Linked DNA regions of Homo sapiens: region 2 is linked to region 1. Evidence: read pairs that join two places in POLR2A ChIA-PET (ENCODE). Cell type or tissue: GM12878. All regions are shown on one strand. Each heading gives the region's core, and the rest is flanking DNA. Links, peaks and the distances in the headings are about the cores only.

What was found. Peaks named below come from ENCODE experiments on the same cell type or tissue, not always from the same donor. Only the 100,000 strongest peaks of a DNase experiment are listed, where the experiment ranks them.
Region 2: POLR2A ChIA-PET joins it to region 1 with 11 read pairs; 4 of 35 experiments call an interaction of 5 or more read pairs at or near these places.

The regions. Positions count from the first base shown.
Region 1 is chr2:215,910,262-215,918,744 of GRCh38, reverse strand. It overlaps LOC105373870 (a long non-coding RNA gene), which reads right to left. Exons shown (of 3, transcript XR_001739231.2): 2 at 7,104-7,187; 3 at 6,873-6,959. Among named protein-coding and RNA genes, the nearest start is that of LINC00607, 71 kb to the right of the region's middle. In GM12878, for the core only: no CTCF peak of the experiment used is centred there; DNase peaks (open chromatin) are centred at 3,824, 4,024 and 4,514; H3K27ac peaks cover 387 bases.
Region 2 is chr2:215,642,193-215,647,192 of GRCh38, reverse strand. All of the region lies in intron 5 of LINC00607 (long intergenic non-protein coding RNA 607), which reads left to right. The region is part of intron 2 of LOC102724861 (a long non-coding RNA gene); the gene reads right to left. Among named protein-coding and RNA genes, the nearest start is that of LINC01614, 73 kb to the left of the region's middle. In GM12878, for the core only: no CTCF peak of the experiment used is centred there; no DNase peak of the experiment used is centred there.

The DNA.
Region 1 (8,483 bases), core at 1,530-6,529:
CCAGTGGGTGCAAAATACCGACTATCCATACAAGGCTCATCTGGTTTGGGGTGAAGGCCCATCCCGGTTCTTCATATGCGCACCTTGTTCTGGCTGCCTTGGGTGAATATGCATTTCACAGATTGTCTGTTCTCTGAGCCCTGAAAATGTATCCTTTAATCTTCAACTCAGAAAACCCCTTGACTCTGGAATGAGACACCAAAGGCCTTCCAGTGACAGGCTGGGAGAGAGCTGTTTGGATTGCTAATTTGTTTTCACTCTTTAGTCTGTTTTTCCTTCGTGCTGATGTTCCTCTTTAGACCTTGAGTATGAATAATTCTGCATAGCCTGAGGGGAGAAGCAGGAGGCCTGCTTGTAGAGTTGTTTGTACTGTAACGAAATAGAAAGTTTAAAAGCTTACTGAGCCTGAGCAGTTGAAAAGGGAGGGAGGTCTAGTAAGCACTTTCAAAATTACTCATAAAACATGACAAATTCTGGATGTCTCTTGGTGGTCAGGGAAATGAATTGCCCATTTCACTTAACAAAGGCACCCCCAAGCAGAACAGCTCCCCGAATGTCCAAGGCAGAGAAAAGTCCAAAGGCAGAGAGGTCCAATGAAGAATGCTCATCAAGATAGCCTTCCTAACTCTGTATTTCATGGAACTGTGAACTTGAAAGCCAAAGTAAGCCCTGACATTTTCTGGCTTGTGAGTAGTAACTTGATAGCTACTGTGTGAGATATCTCACTTCTCCTATTTCATATTCAGAGGGGTTCTGGTCTGGAGATGGTTGGACTTATTAAAACTTAATGACTCCTGGCTAACACACGGTGAAACCCCGTCTCTACTAAAAATATAAAAAAATTAGCCGGGCGTGGTGGCGGGCGCCTGTAGTCCCAGCTACTCGGGAGGCTGAGGCAGGAGAATGGCGTGAACCTGGGAGGCGGAGCTTGCAGTGAGCCCTGATGGCACCACTGCACTCCAGCCTGGGCGACAGAGCGAGACTCCATCTCAAAAACAAAAACAAAAAAACAAAAACTTAATGAGAAAAACTTTAAGGACCTTACGCTTGAGTGCTTTGCTGAAACTTTAGTTGCGTTAACTAGCCACAGGCTGGACGTCTCCTGCAGAACAGTTGTCCTGAAAATGTACAGGTTTATTATGTGCTGCATGGCTACATTGTATTATAAATACTCATTTATGTGAAAGTGACCCTTTCAAACTGTGAGCTCTTTGAGGTCTATGAATTCCCAGCAAATAAAACAATGCCTACCCTATAGTAAATGCTCAATTAATGACCTGAACTCATTTCAAGCCATAAAATAGATGAGATGAAAGAGTGGGGATCAGTTAAAAACATCCTCATTAGTTCGCACCACTGCACTCCAGCCTGGGCAACAGAGCGAGACCCTGTCTCAAAACAAACAAACAAACAAAAAACATTCTCATTAATGGAAGGACAAATTAGCAACCTGTCATTTTAATAAAAGATGAAAGGCAATACAGAGTGGCAGAATAGAGTTTTAACTGCTCTTCCTCCCCTTTCACCGAAGGGATCTTTGACTACTGGAAATAGCATAACACACTCGAATTTTGGACTGATGGATCACGAATACTAGCACTGGGAAGATTTATTTAATTTTTGTAGCTGTAATATGCTGAGGGAACAAAAGAATTAAAATATTCTCCTCTTCTCCTTTCAGATAGAATTGGCTGCCTAAGAATCTGCCCTAAGTGTTACAGGAAAGGGGTCCCGACCTGTACCCCAAGAGAAGGTTCTTGGATCTCGTGCAAGAAAGAATTCAGGGTGAGTCCATAGAGTTAAGTGAAAGCAAGTTTATTAGGAAAGTAAAGGAATAAAGAATGGCTACTCCATAGAGCAGCCTCGAGGGCTGCTGGTTGCCCATTTTTATGGTTATTTCTTGATGATATGCTAAACAAGGGGTGGATTATTCATGCCATATAGGCATGTAGATAACCAGTAGTGATACAAACAGTTCTTTGTCCATAGACATGCAAGTAAATTTTGTTTTCTGTAAATACACCATTGGTATTTCTCCATAACCTATTTTAGACCACATAGGGTAACTTCCTGAAGTTGCCATGGCATTTGTAAACTGTCATTGTAAACTGTCATGCGCTGGTGGGAGTGTAGCAGTGAGGACAACCAGAGGCCTCTCTCTTGGTTTTGGTGGGTTTTGAGGTCTCTCTCCCTCTTGGTTTTGGTGGGTTTTGCCAGCTTCTTTACTGCAACCTGTTTTTATCAGCAAGGTCTTTATACCCTGTATATTGTGCTGACCTGCTATCTCATCCTGTGACTTAAGAATGCCTTAACTGTCTGGGAATGCAGCCCAGTAGGTCTCAGCCTCATTTTACCCACCTCCTATTCAAGATGGAGTTATACTGGTTGAAATACCTCTGACATAAGGGTAAATGGCTAAAAAGACTGAGAAGACTTTAGGAGTGGAAGTGAGGAGAGAACAAGGTAGAGACCAGACAGGAGGGGTTCTTTGACCGCCTGAGGTGGACTCCATGGATTCTTCAATGAGGAAAGTAAAGAACAATTTTGTACTGTTCTCTGGGTTTTATAATTTCCAAAATAGAATAGAATCACAAATCTCAAATATAAAATCAATACACATTAGAGATTTTATTTAAATCATTAATTAATGAAAGAACTAGTAAGATGTTACAACTAGTTCAAAGGAAAATTTAAAGAACCAGCAAACGACGTTGCAATAAATTTACAAATAGATGCAAAACTGTCTCATTCCACAGTGGGGGAGGAAAACCAATGGTGTATTTTCAGAGAACAAAATTGACTTGCATGTTTATGGACAAAGAACTGTTTGTGTCACTACCAATTATCCACAACTTAAAGAGTTGTAAAACACTGAAAGTCAAGGAAAGGCACAGAGGCCTCATAGAATCACATAACTTGAAATGATGTATTTAGACAATGTCTAGTTCTCCACTGAAGACACCTTACAATAACTTTGGTCCATTTCAAAGTATTTTACATTTTTTTGCTTTATTTATATATGTTTGATTGTCTGATAGTCACACTTTGTTTGAGGTAACAGACTGTACTTTCAGGAAAAGAAACTGATCTGTAACTTCCTCTTCGAACAACTTCAGCAAGCCAGGATGAAACGTTTGTGGGTAGTGTCTTAGTCCATTTAGAGTTTCTATACAGATATACCTGAGGCTGGGTAATTTATGAAGAAAAAAATGCTTATTTGGTTCACGATTCCGATGGCTGGAAGATTGGGTATCTGCTGAAAGCCTCAGGCTGCTTCTGCTCCCGGTGGAAGATGAAGGGAAGCTGGCGTGTGCAGAAATCACATGGGTGAGAAAGGACGTGAGAGAGAAAGGAGCGGTACCAGGCTCTTTTAAACAACCAGCTCTCGCTGGTACTAATAGAGCGAGAGCTTATTCATGACCATGAAGACAGTGTCAAGCCATTCATAAAAAATCCATCCTGGCTGGGCATGGTGGCTCACGCCTGTAATCCCAGCACTTTGGGAGGCCAAGGTGGGCAGATCATGAGGTCAGGAGATCAAGACCATCTTGGCTAACATGGTGAAACCCTGTCTCTACCAAAAATCCAAAAAAAAAAAAAAAAAAGAAAAAGAAAAAAATTAGCCAGGTGTGGTGGCAGGCACCTGTAGTCCCAGCTACTCAAAAGGCTGAGGTAGGAAAATTACTTGAACCTGGGAGGCGGAGGTTCCAGTGAGCCGAGACCACACCACTTCACTCTAGCCTGGCAACAGAGCGAGACTCGGTCAAAAAAAAAAATCCATCCCCATGACTCAAACACTTCCTACTTCCTATTAGGTTCTGTCTCCCACAATGGGGATAATTTTAATATGAGGCTTGGGGGGACAAACATGTAATCTATAGTGGGTAGCTTTCAGGTTAAGGGGGAAGGGTGAGCAGAAGTCCATTTTGTGTGGCCATAGGGTGTGCATAGGTATACCTCTTCTGAGACAACAGTTACAGTTAAGTTTTGGACCAAATATTAACCTAAGTTGTTGCATCTAGTGTAGTCTCTGCTCTAACTTGAGCTACATCCTGTGGGCACATGAAAATCTTGAAAGGTTACAATTTGGAGTTCCTTCAAGAGCAGAAAAGCATAGCATCCCTCTTCCACAATTTTTTTTTTTTAAGTGGTCCTGTGGGTAGGCTCTGCTAGGTATTAGGGAAAGAAGAAGTGTCTGTCAGAACAGTGCTTAATGCAAAAAGGGCTTGGATACATGGAGAGGAGGTCTTTGAAGTGAAAGGAACATCATGAGAGGAGAGCACTCAGAAACCTCCACAGTAATGGTTTTCTGAGAACATGTATTCTTTCTTTTTGTTAAAATAATTAATTAGGAGGCTATTAGACTGGCTACTATGTAAGCAAATGGAAACCCAAGTCAGCGTAAACGGTCATATTCTAGGAGAATGAAACTTAAGCTTAACCAACCAGAACTGCCAATTAATTTCTAATTAGGGACTTTCCACTGGAATAGTCCAAATTAAACTTCTGCTCCATTTTAACCAATTATATTTTCTTTACCTTGCTTCTGAGAGTCACCCTATGAAAGTTTCACCCTATGAAAGTCTTCCTCTCATGCCCTATTGGTGGAGCCCAAAACACCTGCGATCTGGAGCTTCCTGATTCATGAATTGCTGTCTGCTCAAATAAAATTTCAATGTGGCTAACTTTATCTTTTAACACTTTCATCAGAGTATTGTCGCAAGGATGTAAAAATATGTATAGCTGAAAACTCAGTTCTGACTGGTTTTTTTTTGACCTCATAGCTCAGACCAAAAGAGGCCATTTAAAGTTGAGTAGTGAAAACAGAAAAGAAACTTAAACTTTTTTTTTTTTTTTTTGAGACAGGGTCTCACTCTATCACCCAGGCTGGAGTGCAGCAGCACAATCATGGCTCACTGCAGCCTTGAACTCTTGGGCTCAAGCGATCCTCCTGCCTCAGCCTCCCCAGTAGCTGGGACTACAGGCATGCACCATCATGCCAAGCCAATTTTTAAAAATTTTTGTAGAGATGGGGTCTTGCTATGTTGCTCAGGCTGGTCTCAAACTCCTGTGCTCAAACAATCCTCCCATCTCGGTTTCCCAAAGTGCTGGGATTACAGGCATGAGAGGAATTTAAACTTTTTAAAGATGGAGACATGGATATTTAGTTAGGAAAACCAATGTGCCTGAAGTGGCTCAGTATTTCTGAGTCACGAGATCATGGATGACATTAGTGGTGAATACAAAATCATCCTCCAGGTTTGGATTTGAAAGGTGACTCCTGAGAATTTACTTTTTGATGGGGGCATTTAGTGCAAGCTATTGCTTTAAATCACAAAGCTCTATCTGCATACTCATTTTTTTTTTTTTTTTTGCGCTTTCTCCAGTAAGTAAACATTGGTGGAGAGGTTTATCTTCTCCTTGCATTAGAATTTTTGAAACTCCATTATGAATAATAGTAGTTAACTGAACTCCAAGTCTTAGCACTTGGTCTGAAAAGAAAGGAAGAAGACACCAACCTTCCTTTAAAACCTTTAAGTTTTTTTTTTTTTTAAAATACAACGTGTTTGCTACATTACATCTGTGCATTACAGATAGCTTGAAAGCCAGACGTAATTTGTGATTCTAACTAATTTTCATGATTTTAGCTTTAATGCAAAATAGCTGGGGTTTTTGGATTGGGTTAGGATCTTGCTGTAAAAGTATGAAAATGAAACTGTAGACTTTATCTCCTTTCTGAGTAAACATACAGACAAAAATATGTCTGTGAAGCTTGAGAGCATATGATAATTTTTTTTTCTTATGGGAATACTTAGCACAATAATGAAGTTAACCCAGAATGGAGAATTACTTCTTTCTGCATTGTATTTATATCAAGTCCAATATCTCAAAAAGAAGTTGGCTCAGAATCGTTGATTTAAAATAGGTCATTGGTGAATTAATGAAACATAACACCCCAAATTCTCAGCTGAATTAAATAAATAAGCCAGATAGAACCCCTGGTAGATACAAATGTCTAGTTTATATCTCCCAAGTTACTAAGAGAGTGATTACTGAATCGGGGAAGAAGGGCAGAGTTTGACATATGGAGTGATTTATGAGTCCCTGTTCCACGGGAAAACATCAGGCTAAAATCAATTCAGGTTTTACTTGCATTGTATTCTCTTTCAAACTGGATAAGGATTCAGGAATAGTCGGTATGTTAGGTGTGTAAAGATACAAATTCACATCGTGTGCTTGGAAGTGTTTCTCCTCCTGTAGGTGCGTCTCAGTAGTGCATGAATAAGATTGAGGAGGACAGATGAGGTGGTCTCCACTTCTTAATCAATACTAGAAGCTGAAGTTGAAATGAGAGAATGGATAATTGAAGATATTTTAACATTCTCTTTGGCACCTAGAAAAAGTGGGAGTTATGGTTTTTGAGAATTGTGCATTCAGATTTACCACACCTATAGGACAGCTGGAAAGAAGACAAGTGAGAAAAACAGAGACACAGAGAAGGGCTTCAATTCCTTAGTGGTCGCACATTCCTAGGCTACCCGGCAATGGCCAGGTCCCTGGCTGTCATTTGGTCTTCAAGTCCTCTGCTGCTTGTAAAAGAGATTAAGGGCTAAAGTGCTCCCTGGTGAGGTAGAAACATCAACTTTTGCTTGACCTGATAGAACTGTAAGGCTGGAATATCCCTGGATGGTTGTTCCAGAAGAGCCAGCTTATCCGTCCATTGCTGTTATTCTTATTACTAAAAATGTATTTCCACTTGACAACAGTGGCTGCTGTAAAATCGCCTCTCCAGTGACAGTTGTTTCAAGGAGCAGAACTGCCTGAAGTCCCAGAGTGTCTGCTAATGGTTGTCTTCTGGGTGCCTCCCAGATGGCTGGAGGATTATGGCCTCTGGGATTTCCCCTTCTTGCCTGGGGTGTGAGGTTGACGGTAGAGAGGATGCCAGATCCAAGGAGCTCCTGAGGGACGATAGCACAGAAATTCCGAGTGGGAAATGGAAGGGCTAGAATCGCAGTGGTGCCATAAACTTGAAATTGAGTGTTGAGAATAGAGAGGTTGAGAAGAGAGCTGAAATGATTGAATAATATTAACAGTGTACCAACCTTCAGATATCTCCTTCTAACTACATATAGGAACAACTGGGCTGTGACTCGTGAGGTCATTCCTTATATTTTGAGACCTAGAATCTGTAAGACAGAAAAATATGTCACAGAGCAGTGAGATTGTCCCTTGCAGCATCAGCCGGGTATAATTGATGGCCATGGTATGACCTAAGAGGTGTGAGTGTGAGCTAATGAGACTGGCTCTTGTGTGAGGATTAAGTAATTTGTGCCTTCTTCATGGTAACACTTCATTTAATGTTCTGAAAACAGTGAAACACAAAACCAGTGGGAGGCAAGAGAAAACCCTCTTTCATCCTAAATCAGTGGCTGAAATATCTCAATTCAGAGCGGGTCCACCCATACCTCTCAAATCTTACGGTAACTCTTTAAACTGGGGGAAAAAAGGGATTCAAATTCACCCCATCTTTAAGCAAATTATTTTTCTTTAAAAATAATTTAAAAAATACTTTAATAGGGTTCAGAACACATTACCCCAAGTCATCCCAAAATATGCCTCTTTGGCATAAGGATTATTTTGAGCTGGTTATTTTGAGAACCTGCAGACACAGCAGACACTTTGAAAACAGAAGTTACCCTTTTGTAAGAGAAATTTATACCTATGAAGGAAATCTTCACTTTTAAGGATATCTCCCTCTCCATACCAGGAAGATAGGGCTGACTGAATCACTAGAGACTCTTATCAATGGAGAAAGTGTGGACTTACATCTGCAAAATAAACCTGGTTCTTGTTTATTGCACTTTTCCTGAACACCTCCCCATAACCATGTCTTTCTCCACACTCCTCTTTCTTTGTTTCAGGGGACAATAGTATTTAAGTCTGAAGTCTAAGACAATTCTTTATCTAGCCTTGAGATTTAATCTTTGAGATTTCCCAAAGTTATTGCTCGTGTATACAGGAGGTATACATATTAATAAACTTCTGTTTATTTTTCTCTTGTTAATCTGTCTTTTGCTGCAGGGAATCCCAGCTAAGAACCATGGAGGGTAGAGAGGAAATTATTTTTCCTCTCTTATACTTACTTGCACAGGGCAAAACTTTTAAGTTAGCACATAGAAATGTAGAGGAAAAGTAAATTTCCATCCCCAACCCCTAATTCTTCTTCTCAAAGACAATAGCTGAGGGTATTTTCTGGTATAAGCTACCAGAGGCAGTCTTTCCAAATTCAAATGTGTATGTGTGTGTTTATGGATCTATCATCTTTTTGATACACACACTTATGTAAGTACATGTGTGCATATATGTATTTGTGTGTTTCCCTACCCTCATAACTATTAGCATATTATACATACTGTTCAGCACTTTGCTTTTTTACATATCTTGAATAGCATTTCCTATGTTTGTCTCATTTTTTAATGCCA
Region 2 (5,000 bases), core at 1-5,000, 270 kb after region 1:
ATTCTGGGGTACTGGGGATTCATATTTCAATATATCTTTTTGAGGGAACACAATTCAACCCATAGCAAATAGGCAAATAATTACTTAATTACTTCTTCTTTTTTTTTTATTTTTATTTTTGAGATTGAATCTAGCTCTGTTGCCCAGGCTAGAGTGAAGTGGCATGATCTTGGCTCACTGCAACCTCTGCCTCCCAGTTTCAAGTGATTCTCCTGTCTCAGCCTCCTGAGTAGCTGGGATTACAGGTATGAACCACCACACCCAGCTAATTTCTGTATTTTTAGTAGAGATGGGGTTTCACCATGTTGGCCAGGCTGATCTCGAACTCCCGGCCTCAGGTGATCACCTGCCTTGTCCTCCCAAAGTGCTGGGATTACAAGTGTGAGCCACCACGCCTGGCTAATTTTTGTATTTTTAGTAGAGACGGGGGTTTCACTATATTGGCCAGGCTGGTCTCGAACTCCTGACCTCAGGTGATCCTCCCGCCTTGGTGTCCTGAAGTGCTGGGATTACAGACATGAGCAACTACACCCAGTCGCAAGTGGTTACTTCTTTATTCTTACTTTCTGCTTCCTCTTTACTCAATTTGATGGTTTATACTTCTCTGGAAATTGGTTCTTTTCATCTAAGTTTCCATATCATTGGCATAAAATTGTAATTTTTAAAATCTTGAATTCAAATATTAGACTTTATTTGTTTTTCCTTTGGTTTTTGTTGATTGATCTTGCCAGAAGTGTGTTTAATTTGTCTTCTCAAAGAATCATTTTTAGATATTCTTAATTTCCTTTAGTATTTCTTGATTCCTTTTTCTTTTTTTTAGAAAAAAATACTTATCAAAATGGCTTTATTTTGGTAGAAATGATATACAATAAACTACACATGTTTAAGGTGTACAATATGTTTTGATATATGTATTTGTGAACCTATGAAATCATCACCACAATCAAGATAACAAACTTACTCATCACTCCCAAAAGTTGCTCCCTACTCTTTTGTAATTCTTCTTTCCTGCCATTCCCCCCTCCACCCTTCCAGGCAGCCAGTGATTTGCCTTTGGTCATTTAGAATACTATAAATTAAATTGTATTAATTTATAGACAAAACTCTTTTTGTCTAGCAGATTTCAAACAGTATAAGACATTTGAGATTAATCATGTTGAATCTCCGTGTCTTCAACTTCTCTTTCCTAATTTTAATCTACTTATTCCTTCATGCTTTATTCCTGGTGAATTCCTCAAGACAACCTTCCAATTCACAAAATTGTCACCTGTGTGTAGATCTATTTGTCCATCTATTAACTGTTTTAAATCTTAACTAAATTTTTCATTTTAAAGATTTCTAGTTGGCTCTTTTCTCATCTACCTATTATTGTTTTATTTCTGCCTATTTGGTTTCATTATTTCTTGTTATTTTTTATTTTTTCGCACAATTTATCACTCTGAAGAGTCTAAGCATACGCATTTTCAGATGTTTTAATCATTTCTCCACTATTTTAATTTTACCTGAATTGAATTAATCTCCCAATAGTTGATGTCATTGGCTATCTTTCTCGGCATTTTATTTCTTTTCGTATATGAGCACTTTGGTTTGCCAAGTCTTCTCATATTACAAGTTCTTTCTCCTCTTATCCCACTCCCAACATCCTCTTCCTATTTAGGAGTTTAGTACCAGCTTTCAAATGGTCATCTAAGACCTTTTAATCCAGAACCAGTTTAAGGAATGTTGGCAAGTCAGTTACCCAGCCAATGGGTGGCTTGCCTCAATTTCTGTTTGCTAGGCTGTATTTGTGTGTGTGCAAAAGGGAATTTGAAGGCATAATCTTAAAATGCCATATTGACCGAATTGATTTTTTTGTCAAATAAGTGGCCACTTTGAAGATAACTGTTTTGGAGAGATGATGATATAATTATTTTCAGAATCAAGTCAATACTAGAATTTCTAAAATAAATTATTTCTAGAATTCTATGAAAGTAATTTTCTTTTGCTCATGAACTATCTCCAGAGAACTTCATGTTTTCATTTGCCTCTGTAAGAACAAGATTTCCAATTTCAGTCTTGGTAATTTTGTTTTATAAACCATGGACGAGAGGCCTTATCTATTTCAAGACAATACTGAAACTCATGATATCCAGAAATGTGTAGGGCCTAGTGAGAAGGTCAATTACAAGCATGTCTATGTCCACCAGAAATCTATTCGCTGTGAGAATTTTCACTGGAGGATTGCCTGGGCAGGGAAAAGTTTGCTCGGTATTTCTTATTTCTCTAGAATTGTCCTAGAATTAAAGCCAACATGTGATAGACATCACGACGGAGCTCTGAAATGGCAGCACTATACACCCAGGGCTATCTGGGAGTGCAGAACAGGGTGGTAGAATTCTCTTTAAGAGTGGAGGGGCAGGCCTGTTTTAATCCAAGTGCTTCCTTGGGAAAGCAGGTTGCCTGGAATCCAGTACTGTGTCCCTGACTGGGGCGTTTTTCATTGATTCCACAGCTGGAAAACTCCCAGGTATGGGCTTGGGGCCACCGAAATGAACAACTGCACTTAAAGTTTGACTGAGCTTGCCCAGTGATAATTCCCTCTAGACAAGAAAAGTCGTATGAAGACTGCTTGCTAAACCATCCCAAGCTAGGTCCAAAGAAATACAGAAATTTAATTTTTGAACATTTTCATCTGAATTAAAACCTCTTGGGTGATACATTGGAAAACAACATTTCTCTACAGTGTAAATGTGTTTGGCAGCCCCTCTATATACAAAGTTCAACTTTAGGGCAAAGAGAAAAAGATATGATGTAATCAGGTCAAATTATTGGTTACAGAGAAGAGTTCCCTGGTTTGGACCTCGTCTGTTACATGAAATAGATATTAGATCTTTTATACTGCCAGTGCCATTTTAAACACAGCAATTCTTTATTCTAAATGTTTTCACCTTGAAGATCTCTCCCCACGGTTTCTCATTTGTTTAGATATTGCTATGTAAGACACACAATAACATCAGTGAAGGCAAGGTTGACTCCTATTCAAAGGATTCAAAATAAATAAATGAAACTAGTTCTAGAAATATAGGGGTATTTTCTAAATTCCTGGGTAAAGAGGAGTAGGGGTGAGAGGGAAAGAGGTAGAGCAGGGATCCCTCCAAATAAGAGTTTAGGTGACAGAGAGATGAATGTGGAGATTCTACTTTTCCTCTCTTTTCGCATTTTCTCTTCACTTAATTGAAACTTTGTAAATCTCAAAACTCATTCGTTCAGTCTTTCCACCTAGAGCACAAGGCATAGACTAACATTCATGTTTGCTGGGTATGACCTGCATATGTTTTTGACAACTTTTGAACCACATGAAAAAATCAGAGCTTTCATTTAAAAATCAAGATTTTTAACTTCTCATAAAAAAATCAGATCTAGCAGGCCAGGCACGGTGGCTCATACCTGTAATCCCAGCCCTCTGGGAGGTCGAGGCAGGTGGATCAACTGAGGTCAGGAGTTCGAGACCATCCTGGCCAACATGGTGAAACCCCGTCTCTACTAAAAACACAAAAATTAGCCGGGCATGTGGTGGTGGGCACCTGCAATCCCAGCTACTCGGGAGGCTGAGGCACGAGAATCACTTGAAACTGGGAGGCAGAGGTTGCACTGAGCCAAGACTCGCCATTGCACTCCAGCCCAGGCAACAAGAGTGAAACTCTGCCTCAAAAAAAAAAAAAAAAATCAGATCTAGCTATGCTGGGTCCATCATTCAAGGCAGCAACTAGTGGCCTTTAGGTAATGGAAGAAGTGCTCCACTTAGCCACAGTTCTAACCTTGCTTGCTTCCCTTGCTATATTAACAGCTGGGTCCTTTAAGCATTTGCACTGGTAATTCCTTGTGTAAAACATAGTATTTTCTGTGTTCTTATTTGTTCATTCAATAAATATTAATCGAGAATCTCTGTTCTAAGAGCTGAGGGTAAAGCAACGAACAAATAGATAAGTTCCCTGCCCTCAGAATGCTTACATTCTAGTAAGGAGGGTCAAATAATAACAAATAAAATATATTAAATGATGTTAGATGAAAAGTGTCATGAAGACAAATAAAGCATGATGTGCCAGACATTCTTACATCCACTTGGACACGTAGGAGGATGACACTTCCCTGCCCACTTGTAGTTTAGTGTGGCTTTGGCCAATGAAATGTAAGTGGAAGTGATCTGTGTCATCTTTGGGTGGAAATCTTTACTTCATGGCCTTGACTGTCCACCACACTTTCACTTGCTGTGCAAGGTGTATTGGTTTATACTGATGAGGATTTATGAAGGAGGACTGCCTGGGAGAGTTGCTCAACTTTCGGTAGATTTTTCATAGTGATAAACTTTTTTTTTAAGCCACCAAGATTTGAGGATTAGCTATTATGGCACTATAACACAGATTATTCTGACTGGAAGCACAGTGAGGAGTCAGGAGTGATAGGAATGGGGTGCTGAAATTGTAGATAGAGCAGTCTAGGAATTCTTCTCTGAAGAGGCATTGTTTGAGAGGTGACTTGATTGAAGCGAATGGATGAGTTCATGGACTGTGTAGAGGAAGACCATTCCAGGCAGAGGAAACAGTACAGAGCTGTGTACATTCTTAGAATATCCACTTGGAAACTCAATGATTTTCAGGTTTTACTCTTCTCCCCAAGGTTTTATTCACACTAGAGTAAATGGGATAGTCAGTAATTAGTATTGCTAGCATTTTGTTCTCCACCTAGAATTTTGTGTTAGCTGTCACCTACTTTCCACCTGATTTCAGCCCATAGTTAGAACTGTGGAATCCATCAACGCATTCGCGTCGATTCTCAGCAGCAGCAAAGGCCATACGGCCTTCATCAGTGTGTTCAGATCTGAGCTTATTCCCAAAGAAAAAAAAAAGGCAGAATAATACGCTCTATTTTATTTTGTTTCCATTGGCCTGTCATGACTCTGTTTCAGAGAAACGTAAAATAAATCAACTCAAAGATAGACAACTTAATGTGTTCTTCAGCCA